Regions from separate parts of the Homo sapiens genome. Here region 2 is linked to region 1. A link is an interaction called in ENCODE POLR2A ChIA-PET data of the cell type or tissue named here. Cell type or tissue: CD4-positive, alpha-beta T cell. All regions are shown on one strand. Each heading gives the region's core, and the rest is flanking DNA. Links, peaks and the distances in the headings are about the cores only. Region 1 overlaps ANKRD44 (ankyrin repeat domain 44). Region 2 overlaps ANKRD44 (ankyrin repeat domain 44).

Region 1 (8,338 bases), core at 24-8,023:
CAGAGCTTTCTGGCAGTATCTTCCTGTAGAGAAACAAGAGACAGCTTTTTATTTTAATAAAATTATCTTAGAACCCAGGCCCTAAAATTACTTATTAATATGATTCCCCACAGAGGTGGGGAAGTTATAAATGAGGTTGTAGTGTTTTGGCTCCACTCCTAGAGTCAACATCATGAAGTGAACTCTATTTACTGGCCACTGACAACTCCAGAATCAAATTCCCATCCAGAATGAACAATTTTGACCTACCCCCTAGTGGGTGCCCTTTCTGAAGCCTTTTCTCATTTTAAGGCATATGGATTTGTGCTAACGGAAATTCCACGTAAAAATTTCAACCTACCAAAATGAGTGCATTCTTTCCACAGAAGAATGTTTGAAGAAACTACAGTTGCTTTTAAGTTAAGATTGACAGGTCAGGCATGGTGGCTCATGCCTGTAATCCCAGCACTTTGGAAGACCGAGGCGGGTGGATCACTTGAGGCCAGGAGTTCAAGACTAATCTGCCCAATATGGTGAAACCCTGTCTCTAATAAAAATATTAAAAATTAGCCAGGCATGGTGGAGCACACCTGTAATTCCAGTTACTTGGGAGGCTGAGACAGGAGAATCGCTTTAACCCAGGAGGCAGAGGTTGCAGTAAGCCGAGATCACGCCACTGCACTCCAGCCTGGGAAACACAGTGAGATTCTTTTAAAAAAACAAAAACAAAAACAAAAAACGTTAGCAATACATTCAAAATTTACTTTCCTAACATGGATATCTAAACAATACATTAAGCAAGATATCATATTGCATGATATGCTCTGGTGCTGTCTGTGAATAATAATGCCTCTTTAAAAGGTGTTGTGTCTTCCCTGCACTGGGCCCAGCTCTCCTGCCACAGCCCCTCACCCCCTGAAAATGTACACCTGCTCCAAGTTCGTCTCCACTCCCTCCTTGGTCAAGAGCGCCTCACAGCTGCTAAGCCATCTGCTACCTGCAGTGGTGCTGAAATGACCAGAGACACTGACAGGTGAGAACCTCAGCAGCTTGGTAGTCTCACGTCCCCTTACCTCACTTGTCCCTGGCCGCAGCTTGGAAAGCAGCGCCATTTCAAGGGACATCGACACAACAGCCAAGTTCATTGGGGCTGGGGCGCCACAGTTGGGGTGGCGGGCTCTGGGGCTGGGATTGCGACTGTGTTTGGGAGCCTCATCATTGATTATGCCAGGAACCCTTCTCTGAAACAACAGCTCTTCTCCTACACCATTCTAGGCTTTACCCTCTAGGAAACCATGGGGCTCTTTTGCCTGATGGTGGCCTTTCTCATCCTCTTCCCCATGTGAAGCAGCTGTCTCCACCTCCCATATTTCTTTCTCCCATGTCTTGTCAGCCCTGTATGTTTCTTTTCCTGCACCTCCCCAGATGGCCTGGGGAACATGGTTGGCTCAGGGTTTGATAGAGGAAAGACAAATACTGTATTAATAAGAAAAAGAAAAAAAAAGGTGTCAAGTTTGAATTTGCCTGAAAGCCACAGCAGTACAGGAACACTGAAGGGCAAATGTCACTATTCCGGTGTAGCAGAGGCTCCTAGCTGTCTCCCCAGGATCCATCTTCTCTCTCCTCTATAGTAACAGAAGCCTTAGCTAGGCACATGGCTGCCTCCCTAAAGATTACATTTCCCAGCCTGCCTTGTAGAAAATTAATTATGTGATTGATTCTGGCTAACGGAATAAGATGTTTTCAACTTCCAGGTCATGTTCTTAAAAGAAAGGAGGCCAGAAGCCCGGTACAGTGGTATGCATCTGTAGTCCCAGCTACACCTGAGGCTGAGGCAGGAGGATCACTCGAGCCTAGGAGCTTGAGACCAGCCTGGGCAACATAGTGAGATCATGTTTCTTATTTTAAAAAGAAAAGAAAAAGGAAAAGGAAAAGAAAGGAGCCTGCCCTCCTCTTTCCTACTTCCTTTTCCCATAGTGATAGAAGATGGAGCAACTATCTTAGCTGAAAGATAGAAGCTATGTGGTAGAGATGGCATAGTAATAAAAGAAAACTTTATCCCCAACATCATGGAGTCATCTTCTCAGTCTTGGTTTGTTTATGCTCAGACCATTATAGATGAGAGTAAAATAAACTTCTGTGTTCTAATTTTGACCAAATAAGTATCCCGACTAATACCTCTCTTGAAGCACTTTGAATTCAACCGCTATCTTTTGTTTTGATAGCCATTCCTTACGCAGAAAGCATCCTGGATTTCTTGAAAGGAATTTCCCAGCATGTTTTCAGCAGGCACTGTCAGAGTTTGATGATAGCATCAACGTTTTTGAGTTTTTAGTATCATTTTTCACAATCCTTGAAGTCAGAGCTGCAACAAATAGTTCATAACATGGGGTGGATTTCCTCCCTTTCCCTCAGGGCATCCTCACAGAAGGAGAAAGTCTTCGGCTCTAGCACCCATCCAGTAAAGGGCTAGTCTTGTCTTCCCCATCTCTGTCTCTAGCCAGAGATGGCAGGATGCTCCTGGGCACTAGAATCCTTCACATCATTTATAATATGGGAACCTTTCTTTAACCTTTTCCAGACTCCTGAGGGTGATTAGAAAATAACATTTCCCAAGTTCAAGAAATCAAAACCCATGACTCTATATCCCTGACAAAATGGACAAAATACTTAGGTCAAAGTTACCAGGTCAGCTTTTATAGGCTCCTTAAAAATTATATGGTTTTCTTTTAAAAGACACTAAAAGTTCTCAATTTTTTAATGGTCATTGCCATTTACAAAATAAAAACGATAGTTGGCTCAATGACAAGGACAGTAAAAGAGTCAGCAGCATCTTGGGCACACTGAGAAAACCCAGTAAACCTCCCACAGAATTCCGTCCTCATAGAAATATTCTGTCCAACATCAACCCTGAATCCCACTCTAGCCAAAAATTCAAATAAGTGCAAAGACATCATGAGCCCATTCCACATGCCAGGTAGCTTTTTCTTATTTTAGACAGAGAAATGCTAACGTACTTCCTTAAGTAACAGCACTTTTTTTCTTTTTTTTTTTTTTTGGTGGGGAGGGGGTGGGGAGACAGAGTCTTCCTCTGTCAGCCAGGCTGAAGTGCAGTGGCATGATCTCAGCTCACTGCAACCTCTGCCTCCTGGGTTCAAGTGATTCTCCTGCCTCAGCCTCCCGAATAGCTGGGACTATAGGGGTGCGTCACAGCACCAGCTAATTTTTTGAATTTTTAGTAGAGACAGGGTTTCACCATGTTGGCCAGGCTGGTCTCGAACTCTTGACCTCAAGTGATCTGCCTGTCTCAGCCTCCCAAAGTGCTGGGATTACAGGTGTGAGCCACCATGCCCGGCCAGTAACAGCTTTTTAAAAATGAAGTTGTGGGCTACCTCTTTTTTTTCTTTACTGTCTCTGCCTTGTCTAATAAAAATGACAGAACATTTTGTTTCATGATTCTCTATCTCCTAAGTGTAGAGTTTCTCATATGCAGAGATCATTATAATTGAGACCATTTATGAACAAAGCATATTAAATGTTACCATGAAAATACTGCAAACCAATGGGTATCACTTTCCTTTAACACTTGAAAAAGCACATAATTCCATGATGTTAAAAAGAGAGACAAAAAGGAACGTTTTTAATAATATTTCAACCCTTTGGCTTTATTAGCAGTATGACATAAGAGTTCTAATCCGAAAAACCTATGTTTTCACAAATTGAAATCGAGTAGTAAAAGCCTTTTGTCACATCCTCCAAGGGCTAAAATGTAAAGCATATGACATAGCCCTATATAAAAATGACCTTCAGTAAAAATAATAAATCAAATGCTCACTCTCCAAGCAGAACGTCACAAACTGAATACCAGGTAAAAGGAAAGCTGTACATGAAGGCGTTGTGCTTTCGTGGGAAAATGATTGCTCATGCAAGCAGAACCTATTGGAGGAGAGGTAGCCGCCTGGCCAGGCTGGAACTCATAGTCTTTCAGGGGTTCAGCTGGAGGTGAAGACTATCTAAAGAATTCGCCACCAAGAACCATCATTTTCAGTCCTTTCTGATTAAGGACCAAAATAAAAGCTCAGTAGCTACTTCATTTTGATAATTTTTAGAAAGCCTCAAATAACAGCTAAGAACTTTCTATAAGGATGCCAGAGGAAAGGGGGAAAAATGGAAAATTACAGTTGAAATTACATCCTTAAGAGAGCCAGTTAAGCCACTAATATACAAACAGATCTCAAGTCTGCTGTCTGACCCAGAAAACCACAGATGAGGAATTCATTTTAGGACTAATTACACAAACATTAAATCACTCAATTTTTCACCCTTTATATTTAAAATTTTGGCATTTTCCTCCCTTTTTCTTTACACGAACTGAATGACAGTCCCTAACCAAAAGACTTGACCTTGGAAATGAGAAATCATCTAGTATGGGCATGCAAGAGTGTCACTAAACTCTGTATAACCTCAGGCAAGTCATTGCACCTTTCTATTCTGCCATTTCCCCACCAGCAAAAAACAAACCGCACTTCCTACTACCTGTTGCGATGAAAAATGAAATACTCTAAGTAAGTCAAGCACCTCAGAGGCTTTCAATGTGTTTTATGACATTCATAGAGTCAGTTTTGAGCATCTGAGAAATAATCTCTTCCATTTAATCTTCTATTCACAATATAGAAAAATGTCCTATACGGTCTGTTAAAAATAATAAAGGCAAAAAGCTTGACCGTCTCAGGTCATGGAGAATTACTTTCTCTGAAAAGCCCAGTCTTCTAGATTAATATCCAAAAGGACAGGGATTTTGTCTGTTTTGCTCTGTAACATATTCTCAGCACCTAGAACAATGCCACATCAAGGCATTCATTAAATATTAGATGAATGAATGAATAAAGGGAATAAAGGTTTAGCCTGAATAAACATGGAAATCTTTTTATTCTAGCTATTTTAGGTAGACATCTTAAAATGTATAGTAGCATTCTTCCTTACCATCTTGAGAAAATTATAAGGACATTTTGCAGATGACTAAGGGTCGCCATCATGCACATTCTGTATTTCAAGGATGCTCTCAGTGTCTTTTAAAATGCTAAAATCACTCCAGAATCTTTAATGTAATTTTTCAGCTCCTTTATGCATTTATCATTTTTCCCATCCTCCTCCACCTTTCTAATAGGTTGTCATTTCTCCCTATTGTGAACAATTGGCTGTTGCTAATTTATTGTGCACGTAAAAGCCAATTAGCCATGTGTCTAAAGTAAGAGTACCTGCCTCTGAGGGCCTAAGGCCTTCTCCTAAGAGGAAAAAATATGATCCTTAGACTTTGCCACATCTATGTTTGGCTCCATTTTTTAATGTTTCTTGATTCTCCACCACGTTCTAGATAGGTAAAAGGCCAGATAGCCAAGTTCCAAATAAGTGTACCCAATCAATTCATGCTGAAATGACATGCTGTGGTACTAAGAGGCACTTGCTCCATGAGACAGGGTATCTGAAAACAATGGCTCCAGATAATGCTGGTTATCTAAGTAAGCAGCTGTTTCAATGCTAGAGTAGGGTTGTCCAAGACAAAGCACCAGGAGTGGAGGGAAGACTGTCTCTCCGTGCTGACTGTCCAAGGGAAGAAGCCATTCCAGAGGAGCTGGGGTCGGGGTAAGACACCAAGGCAGGAACTGAGAAAGTCACCAGAATCAGGGTCAAGGTAGAAATCACAACTTGGGAACAAAGCCAAAGCCCAGTCTCCCAACAAGGGACACAAAGGCAAGGCCAGACCTGACTTGACACAGAGTTTCAGGGTCAGGCTGGAGCTCCTTAAATCCTTGGATCCAGAATGGGATCTCCAGGAAGGAGCCAAATGTCTTAGATTGTGGCAAGGCTGAGGAACTCAGCACAGGTTTTACAATAGAAAAAGAAGGGCACAGCATGGCCAACTACCTCCTTCACCATGGCCCAAGGGCATCACAATGGGAAGGATAAGGTGAGGGATACCCCAGAAGCTGTGGAGCTGATCTATGAAGCCCTTCTATGCCCAGCTTCAGCACATGTGCCATGAAAATCTATCAGTCTTGTTAATAGCAAAGGTAGAAAGAGTGGTTCAGGAAGATAAATCTGGAGAAAGAAGCATCTGAGATGCACTGGGGCACGGGAAATAGGAGGCAAAGAGATGACAAGTTATCCAAGAACAATGTGATGAAGGCTCTGACAATTTCCAACTTTGGGTAAGAAAAGAGAGAAACTATCATTTTTTGTGACTTTCTGTGAACCAAGCACAATGCTGGCATTCTTCACATTCGTTATCTCATTTATTCCTCACTTTAAGTCTGCAAGAGAAGTATACTGTTCCCATTTTATAGGTGAGGAAATTAAAATCCAGAGAGGAAAGGAATTGTAGTCACATGGCGTGGATGACAGAGATGCGATTCACTCTGGAATGATCTGATTCCAAAAGCTGATTCCACTTGCACCAGCCGATACCCAGGTGACTTTTTTAAAATGGAAGAATGCGGTGAATGGGATAAGGAGGGGGTCTGTATGTCTGCATGCATCTGCTTTTCATGGGCTTAAGGAATCAGCCTGGACTGAGACCTTCCTCATATGCCCTGCCTTCACTCCGCAGAACTGGGAATCCATCAGACTGGAGGCTTTCATCCCTAAGATGCCTCCCTAACACTGGGGAAATCATGTTTTAAAATGTTTTTTTAAATTGTAATGATCTAAAGCTACCTATCTAATCTGTGTGTTGATTGCTCAGCGTTCTTAAATCAGGATGTATCTCGTGGAACCTTAGATTACAGCTGGTTTGGGGAAAAATATGACTCAGATAAAATAAGAAATGCATACTCAAAAAAAGTCCAACATTTCCATGAAAAGCCATTAAGCTTTGGGGTGCTGGTAATGTGTTTTTGTTTTTGTTTTTGATCTGGTTGCTACTCATAGAGTGTATTCATGAAGATATATACTTATTAAATGTGCTCTCTTCCACATGTATAGTATGCTTCAAAAAAGTTTTTTAACTGCCAGAGCAGAGTAACATTTTATCCCTGCCCTGTTCCAGTGTAAACTGGCCTTTTATAAATAAGCAATAAAGCAGGGAAAGTTTGAATATGGAGATAGGAGCAGTAAGGCTCCTCTCTCCTAATGGAGATCCACTAAGAGAAGCACTCTACTCATAACCAGAAGGCTGTTGCCTTGGAAACGGGAGCTGTAACTACTGCAATCACACCTCAGGAGCAAAGATGGCCAAGATCTATTTCAATTCTTAGATATCTCGAGGAACCGCAGATGACTGTAACTATGGAAGATAGCCAATCTGTAGTAATGAAGAAGCGCATGCTGGAGTTAGAAAGGCTGCAATTGAGAAAGGAAAAGAGGGGGCAGGGGAAGAAGGAGAAGATAGAATTGAAGTATAACAAGGAAAGCCTAATCCAAGAACTGCAGAGCTGAGGGGCTCTTGGTGGCATTTCTTTAAGCCATGCCACCCTCTAGTTTATTGCCCACCTACTACCTGCCAAACCATGCTAGGTACTGGGAGGACAAAGCCAGGAAAATACACACTCAAAGTGGCCCATGGGAGGTATAAGTACCCTGGGACCAATTAACCTCAGTGTGCAAAATGGGTACAGGAGGCTTCGGAGAGACAGTGGCATTTTTAAGCTGGAACTCAAAGAACATGTAGGAATTTCCCAGGCAGAGAAGACTGAGGAGAGACATCTCAGACAAAGGGAGGTGCAAAGGGCAGAGGCATGAAACAGCATGTTCTGTTTTTCAGCAGGGTGGCTACCTGCAATTCTGGATAGGACACTTCCATGTCTGGTAGATTGTCCCACACACTGCAGGACATTTGCTGTCTCAGACCCCACCCACTCATTGCTGGCAGCAACTCCCAGTCATGACAACAGCTAAAGTAATGCCCCTCCCACATTTCCAAATGTCCTCAAGGATGGGGGGATGCTATTGTTCCCAGTTAAGAAGCCTGAGAACCTAGGGGAACAGATGTGTGGCTGGAGCAGGGATTGGGGGACAGGGGTGGGAGGTGAGGATGAGAGTGCAGGTAAAGATCAGAGTTAAGGCCTTGCACATGCCACTCGGGAGTCAGACTCTGTGCCAGATGTGGAGGAGAGAGAACAGACTCTAAAGCAATTATGGAGGAGGTCAAACTTATAAGACTTGGCAACTCATGAGATCTGAGGAGGTGGGGAAGAAGAAAGAATGAAAGAATAAAGAATAATCCCCACAGTTTCCAGCTTGAACAACTGAGTAAACATTCATGGCACCAAGCAAAGTGACAAATATAGGAGTAAGAGCAGCTTTGGACGGGGATGGAAAGGTAAGGTGGAAAATGAGTCTGAAGCCCTTCAGGGACATCCAG
Region 2 (8,338 bases), core at 231-8,230, 54 kb before region 1:
ACAGCCAGGAAAGAAGAGGCGACACCAAATGGTGACAGGGAGTTTTGTTGCTATTATTGGGCTGTTGGTTTTATCGTAGTATTACATAGTATTGATGAACTTTTAAAAAATCACTTTCCTCGAACTTTCTAAATATGTTACTGTCAATGCTCAAAGAGAGGTCTGAGATTTGTTACGTATTTTAGACATCTTCTAAGTAACTCCACAGAAGACTCTCAAAACAAAAGCGTGACCTCAACCTGCCTATAGGTGCCCTAGTGGAGAATGCTTGATACCAGGTGACAACCCCCACGCGCCCCAATAGTGCAAGAACAAAGTGGAGGCCAGAGAAGGGGCTGGTAGTTTCTTCTTAGTTCTCAGAAGGCTTATATGATGATCCACTCACCTCTCCTTCCACCTTAAGGGAAGAATGGAAGATAATAAGCAAAACTTCTAGAAAGAGCAATTAGCCCTTCAACTTCTAATATCCAGGTGGTTCAGTTCCCAGTGAGAGAGGTAAGTGGGCAATGGTAAGCTGTGCCACACACCAGGTATCTTATTTTTCAAGAATAGCTTTCTTGGCCAGAAGCAGTGTGGCTCACACCTGTAATCCCAATCCCAGCACTTTGGGAGGCCGAGGAGGGCAGATCACGAGGTCAGGAGATTGAGACCATTCTGGCTAACATGGTGAAACCCCGTCTCTACTAAAAATACAAAAAATTAGCCGAGCGTGGTGGTGGGCGCCTATAGTCCCAGCTACTCGGGAGGCTGAGGCAGGAGAATGGTGTGAACCTGGGAGGCAGAGCTTGCAGTGAGCCGAGATTGTACCACTGCACTGCAGGCTGGGCGACAGAGCGAGACTCTGTCTCAAAAAAATAAAAAATAAAAAATAAAAAAAAGAATAGCTTTCTCTTTAATGCTTTCACATGGGTTCTAATGGTAAGCTTGGAGAAGAATAACCTGAAATCCCATGTAAGTGCCCCATTTTCTCCAGGCTATTTGTCTGCCTCTCTCAGAACATAGTGTGATTCATCCATTAGGCTATCTGGAAAATAGGCATTTAGAATAAAGGCAAAGGGGATATAACAGGCAAGACTATTAGAGGTAGCTCTAAGCTTTGCTTTGTGCCGCTCAAGTGATTCATGAATGCAATTCATTTCCTTGCCTACAGTTCACATTCTCATGGCTGTTCAGAGATGAAAAGACAAGACGTTCTGAGTAGTTTCTTCGAATAGACCAAATCCTGATGCTGTTTATGAGCCTTGAGATAAAAAAACTCTGACTTCATAGCAACTCTTAATTATGTGAATGTACACCAAGAATAGGATAAATATAAAATCTATAGATAATCATGAAAAACAAGTTTTAGTTGGCATCCTGCTTCAGCCCTGCTAAATCATTTACCAGAGTAAACCTGGCTTGAAAACACTTTCAATTCCCCAACTGCTCTCAAGTGGGAGTGCAAATGAACAGAGAAATGGTGGGATGGGAGTCGGAGAAAGGCCTGACAAATATGTAGTCAGAGCTGCCACATCCATTCCTGTGCCTTTAGCAGACATCACTAATCAAGCATGATACTCTTTTCCATCTTGAATAAGCACAACCTTAGACTCTTCCTCAGCACTCAAGCAGTCCAGGCAATCATTACCAGTCAATAACAGCTGGCCCATTTGCCGTTCCAGTTTAGGAGAAATCTGGATGATCCACCAGTTATGTCATCAGTTAACTTTTAATTTCATCAAGAATTAAACATTGGTTGATTGGTCTTTCATTTAACTACTTCATTTTCCTCTAAGAACTAGGATAGTTTATGGAAATTGTCATGAAAAGCTAAAGCACATTGCTTCTAAGTTCTCTAAGATGGACAGATAAGCATGCTGTATCAGCACACAGCACAAGATTGTCTTGTGAGTCAGGGGAGCAAAGAATCAGATGAGGGTTTAGCCTAACAGGGAGTGAAGATATGACTGCGGCTAGAAGTTGAGGGCTGCTGGGGACTGGGTACTTGGAGACCTCACTTGGGGGAATATGGGCAAAGCCAGGAACCGCACAGAGACCACAGGAATCCACTCCTACTACCTAAGAGACGTCTTACAGAAATTCCTTTGAGTTAAAGTTTCCCCTGTTGAAATCACCTCTGAGTGAGTGAGGAGACTATCTTTCAGTCACACCTTAGTGGAGAATGTTTACTTAGGTTGTTTTTTCTTGACTCCTAAAAAAAGAACAGCAGCAAGAGGAAGTTGGGTGTTTCGAATGGAGACAAAGAAAGAAAACAAATGTGATTTGAGGCCTCCTAAGAAGGACTGTCTTGAATCCAATGCTGGGCTTGAGATGTGTTGAGAAGCACTTATTGAGCTACTACTGTATGGCAAGCACTTTTCATACATTATATTGCTTCCTCTTCACCCCTAACAGTGAGTTACGATTAACATCTTCCGTTTACAGATGAGAAAACCAAGGCTCAGTAATGTAAGTAACCTGACTGATGTTATAAAGCTAGTGAGGGGCTGAGGTCCCATCCAGACCAAGATTTCTCTGACGCCAAAGCTTGTTCTGTTCCCATTACACTGAGCTGGTTCCTCTGGGAAAGCATCAAAGACACACTTGGTACACTCAGAAATAAATGTTCCTTAAGGCCAATGCCTATCTGACTCTAACACCTTCTTCCAGAGATTAGGAAGGAAGCAAATTGTCCTCATGCAAGGCAGGCCTTAAGAGAGAAGGATCACCCCCACCTGTTGGAACATCTTGTCTTGGAGAGATTAGGGGGCCACGGGTTGTGGACTGGAATGGCATGTGTCATCCTCCTTCGGCTCAGATATCATTCCTCCCTTATGGAGAGAGGCAGCTTCAAAGGGGGTCAGAAACAGAAACTGAGCACAGTGAATGAGAGGCTGGAGAGGCAAATGTCCTCCTGCCACCTTTGATGGGGCAGAGGCATCCATGTGGGGCAGGATGTGCTCTGTTTGGTGGTATTGGAGAGGGGGTGTCTAGAAGCTAGTCCTGTCCTGCTCCATCAGTGGGGTTTACCTGGGGATCACACACTCCCTCATAGTATGTAGACGCCACTGTGCACCTGCATGCCGAGAAAAGGCAGCGGGCCAGGAGGACCCCCTGCCTCTTCTCTAATCATATCCCACCCACCCCTATGCCATGACCTAGGCTGCAGCTGCTCTCTAAGGACTCCTTGGTCCTGCACCCTCAATATTCTGGGAGATCACAGGAGTTGCCCTTTGGGCAGATCCAAGGACACCCAGGAGCAGCATCACCAGCACACGTGGGCAGGGAAGGCATAGTTCCTGCCACAGAAGCAGTGACACAGGGAGCAGGATACCTCCAGGGTGAGAGACAACCCAGGGATGTTGTGGGGAAATGGGGAGCAGGAAGAGATGGCAAGTAACACACACTCAGTGTTTTCTGCATATCCCAGTGAATCCTCCAACTATCCCCATTCTGCAGAAAATTTCAATAACTTAGCCAAGGAGCCAGGATCAACCAGGTACTTCCACCAAAGTACCTGTAACAGAAGACAAGAGTGAACGTCTTTCCCTACATGTCTGCCTGAAAAATACGTTTTTAACTTAACATTCACATGAATTTTACAGTCTAGTGCTGCCTTAAGATATCCATGTTCATTTCAATGGAAAAATAATGTCTTTAGTTAACTAACTTAAAAAAATTAACCATCTGTGAAATCACGCTAATCCCATGAGTACATTTCTCAGGGGTACCACCTCGAGGGGCACAAGAATCTTGGGCCAAGTCAGGGCCACACCATCCTGCTGCCCCAGGCACCATGAGATGCTCCTTCTTTTCCCAACTTGGAGGTTCCAGGTGTTCATTAGGAGATGCAGCAGGTTATAAACCATAACTCAGAGAAGAGGAATAGTGGGGGGCAGCAAGCAGGAGACGACGCAGCACAAAGAAGCCCCAAGAAAGGTGATCGACAGATCCAGACCAACAGAGCCAAAGGAACACAAGCACCTCGGGACTCCAATCACTTTGCCCTCCTCAGGTTTGTGACCAACACTCCGGTGATGAAGGGCTAGTAATCAACAGTAAGCTCATGCACGGGAATTCCCTTCACTGAGCCTCTCTCTCTCTCTCAGTCTCTCTCTCTCTCACACACACACACACACACACACCCCACAGCACCACTTTGGGGGAAGGAGAGGAGATATTGCAGAGCTAGAGTTTTGGAACTGGAACAAGGAGGGACTTTCTGGTGGATCAAAGTATGCTAGAGATCAGGCAGTACTAGAGCCAAGAGTTTGCAACCAGGCAGATAGGGATCCAGTGGGAGCACACTGGCACCAAACACGAAAGTCATCTGGCCTCTGAAACTGGCTTTTATGAGCCAGTAAGTGTGTGAGCTTAGATCATGGATAATTTTCAAAGAAACCACTTGTATCACACAGTCCCTATTCGAGAACCCAAAATGCTTCTGCACTAAATATTTGAACCCCTATGTATTTAATGGTTATCTAGTCAGTCCATTGTTGCCTAGACAAAGGCAAATTCTCAGGAATCTACCAAGACCATAAGTTTTAGAAGGGCAGGGATTCGGTCACTGTGGTCACCACTATATCCCTAACTGCTAGCACATAGTAGGCCCTCAATAAATCTCTGCTCATGATTCATTCACATTCATTCAAAATAACACATTTGTTCACCCTGCCTCTTCCACTCTCCTTTTATAGGGAGTATTAACCAAAAAGGTTATTGCAGGCTCTCACAGAAGAACTTCTACATGAGTAAAAATTCTGCATCACAGCAACTGCAGTGGTGTCATGTCAGACATGTTTTTGCTCAAAAGAATTCAGTTAACACCCACAAGGAAGGGAGGTGGACACGTACACACACAAACACACACTTCAATCAGGAACTCGGTGATCACATGCCCACGGTGAGAGAGAAAAAAGGAAACACGACCCCACAGCTTCCTCTGCATCTCATTCCAGAAAGCTTTTCACAGTGTGAACATCTCACAGAGCTGACTGGGATTCTAGTGTTTAAAGAAACATATTTTTCATACAAGTTGGCCCCTAAATGCAAGCCAACTTCTTATCTGGTGCTCAAAGAAACAGCAATGCGGCTCCAACTCTGCAGGCCAAAGTGGCTGTGTTGGCCTCCACAAGGGATAGTATACAGGCCTCCATGGTGGCACCTTCCAAAGAGATTTTCAAGAGTAATTTTGACTCTACAAGACTTCTACCTCACACATATAGGGGCTTAGCCACCCAGCGAGCTATGACCCCTCTAACACAGTCTGGTATATCACCCAAACAAGGTTAGCCTGAAGGAAGGAGAAGTTCTCAAAGGAGAGCATTATACATCTTGTTACACAAGCGGTCTATAAAGTAAGTCTGTTTAATGTAGACAATGTTATTTTTGGCATATCATCTTCCAACCAGTTTTCTGGTTTTCAAAATAATATCTACGAGGTGATTACTCCAGAGAGCCCACTTGGAATTTTTCTGATTTTTTTTCTAATTTATTTCAGCACATGTTATTTCAAGATCTCTATGAAACATATTAAACACATTTAACCTTACCTAAAATAAAACCAACTCATTAGATGATATAAAAAACATCTCATTAGCAAAGCACTGATAAATATTTTCTCTCTTCCAGCTAAGCATTGCTCATTATACACTTGAGCACTGTGCAGTCTTATCATGCCACAATTATCAGCCTCATACGCTGAGCCTAAGCATAAAACTATTATTGAGCAAATAATGGAATTGGACCTGTACACTGCTAAGCTCCTGTAGACTGGCTCATACAATCTGGCCGATTTATATAGCCAGTTTGAACCAACTGCACGTTTTCATAAACAGGCAATTCTCACACTTTTAATGATCTGATTTATTAGACCTTCTAAGTAAACAAGCTTAGAACTCTTTCTCTTTTTAAAAAGGTACATACAGCAACTTTAAGATATTATATGTGTATGTATCTTGGCAATACTACAGCACCTTTAAGAGGGTATATGTATCTTTGGGAAGATAGACTGTTTTCTAAAGCATAGTCTAGGTTTCTCTAATGCTATGTGAATTTTAGAATCACTTTAAGGCAATCAAGTCACTTTGGAGACAAAGAAAGAATAAGATGAAGGTAGCAACTGAAAAGCAACCTCAGATAAGCTATAGCTATTTTCATATTCTTTACCCCCATAATTTTTGTGGGAAATTACTATAAGGAAATGATCAGAGATGAGCACAAAGATTTATGTTCAGGGTGTATATTAGGGTGTTGGTTATTATAGAAAAAAAACCAAAAGCTTCTTAATTGTCCAATCTCAGGGACATAATAAAATATGGCACATCAAAATGATGGGATATTATGCAGCTATTAAAAATGTCATTTCAAATAATTTTTAAAGACTTGGAGAAATATTTATCATATAGCATTAAGTGACAATTTAAAAAAAACAGTAAACAAAACTATATCCAAGGCCTAGCCTAGTGTCTGGCACCTGGCAAACATGCAAAAAGAATTTTGTTGCATTAAGTAACATATACAATGAGATAGCAAGTCTATATTTTAAGTAAATATGTACATACATACATAAAGAGGAAGAGTAAGAGAAAAAAGACCAAGTCAGTAGTATTTATGTCTTAGTGATTAGATTACAAGTTATTTTCTCCTTTTTTCTTTTGCTCATCTGTATATACCACATCTTACAGTTAATACCTATCACTGATATAGTTGGGAAAGAAAAGAAATGCTATAAAAACTAAATGTGAAAACACACATTTACATGAAATTGCATTTTAAATGGAATTTTAAAAGAGTAATTAGAACACAGAAGCCTGCCAATCCCAGCAGCAACAACAGAAGCAAAGTCTTGAATTGGAAGGTCACATATGCCTGTTCCCAAATAGATGCTCCAAGGCAGGCCAAACTGGAATTCTGGGACTAGAAGAACAGCTGGATTTTTTTGTTTTTGTTTTGTTTTTTTTGAGACAGAGTCTCACTCTGTCACCCAGGCTAGAATGCAGTGGCACAATTTCCACTCACTACAACCTCTGCCTCCAGGGTTCAAGTGATTCTCATGCCTCAGCCTCCCGAGTAGCTGGGATTATACGCACACCACCATACCTGGCTAGTATTTGTATTTTTAGTAGAGACAGGGTTTTGCCATGTTGGCCAGGCTGGTCTCGAACTCCTGGCCTCACATGATCCTCCCGGCTCAGCCTCCCAAAGTGCTGGGATTACAGGAGTCAGCCACCATGCCAGGCCAGAACAGCTGTATTTTTAAAGCAAGTATATGCTTCATTTTTCACTTTGCATCAGAATCTTCTGTGTTGAGATGATGTATAAAATCTAAGCCAAATTGAACTAGTTTTAATTCATACTGTTTACTGAACAACATTAGCCCAATTTTTCAACTGAAGATTTTTCTTGCTTTTGGTAGAGAAAAGGCTATTTTGCATGTCATTGGCTAGGCTTCAGAAACCAAAGGTTTTGGCCGCATGAGGTTCTCTCAGTGCAGGGGGTTAGAAGGTACCAATGCCTCAGTGTAACATTTGAAGTGGGAGAGTGTGAGGTAGTAAATCCATGTGTTTCCAATTTTCCCATCCCTGAAACCACAGATTAGAGAAAATCTCCGCAAATAATTTTTGATGACCTCAAATGGCTTCAATTAAATGAAATCAAATCAAATATTTCTAGTTGAATACTATGTATTGTTAATAAGGATGAAATGTGTTCTTGATCGACCGAGTATCTGAAAAAAAACTATCTGGCTCTTTAAATGATATATATTTAAGCCCTGTCACTAAGTAGCCATTTAATTAAAGTAAATGTCTCAGCATAAATCCTGCTGGCACAGGGTCATGTAGGTTTAAAAATCAACCTGCAATTAGGACTTTCGGCCTAATTATGTGGCAACAAACTTAGCTAGGAGCAGTGACATATTGAGGGTCTTTAAAAGCTTTACACTTTTGTGCCAAAATTTATGATGCTGTTTCCTCCTCCTTTCCTTCTCAATTTGTATGCAACTTCACAACCTTGATTAACAGCAGCATCTGGCAGTTCTCTTCCAAGCAGCTGTGATGTAGAGGAAAGAACACAAAATTTAAAGTCAAACCAATCGGGGTTCAAGGACTTGCTCTGCCCCTTGCTGGCTCCAACTATGCCCTGGATGCCTGTCTTAGTAAAACCAAGAAGACATCACCTACCTCTTCTGGAGGCTTGTGAGGATCAAAAGAGTAACTCATGTGAAGATACTGGGTACAAAGTCGTCATTCAAAATGCAGTCTGGTATAGTTTTCAAATATTAGTGTCCTAATGTGGAAGTAATATGTAAGAATGGTGCTTCCATTCAACAGAGGAAATGAGTCATTTCACCCTA

Evidence for each region. ChIA-PET counts read pairs that join two places held together with the same protein. Peaks named below come from ENCODE experiments on the same cell type or tissue, not always from the same donor. Only the 100,000 strongest peaks of a DNase experiment are listed, where the experiment ranks them.
Region 2: POLR2A ChIA-PET joins it to region 1 with 10 read pairs; 12 of 35 experiments call an interaction of 5 or more read pairs at or near these places.

Annotation. Positions count from the first base shown.
Region 1 is chr2:197,262,211-197,270,548 of GRCh38, forward strand. The region is part of intron 1 of ANKRD44 (ankyrin repeat domain 44); the gene reads right to left. All of the region lies in intron 5 of ANKRD44-IT1 (ANKRD44 intronic transcript 1), which reads right to left. It also overlaps the pseudogene ATP5MC2P3. Among named protein-coding and RNA genes, the nearest start is that of ANKRD44-IT1, 36 kb to the right of the region's middle. In CD4-positive, alpha-beta T cell, for the core only: no CTCF peak of the experiment used is centred there; DNase peaks (open chromatin) are centred at 3,031, 3,911, 4,481, 7,171 and 2 weaker places; H3K27ac peaks cover 7,380 bases.
Region 2 is chr2:197,207,952-197,216,289 of GRCh38, forward strand. The region is part of intron 1 of ANKRD44 (ankyrin repeat domain 44); the gene reads right to left. Among named protein-coding and RNA genes, the nearest start is that of ANKRD44-AS1, 14 kb to the left of the region's middle. RefSeq lists an enhancer at 4,841-5,080 and a silencer at 8,052-8,101. In CD4-positive, alpha-beta T cell, for the core only: no CTCF peak of the experiment used is centred there; DNase peaks (open chromatin) are centred at 270, 1,990, 4,060, 4,860 and 2 weaker places; H3K4me3 peaks cover 1,744 bases; H3K27ac peaks cover 7,674 bases.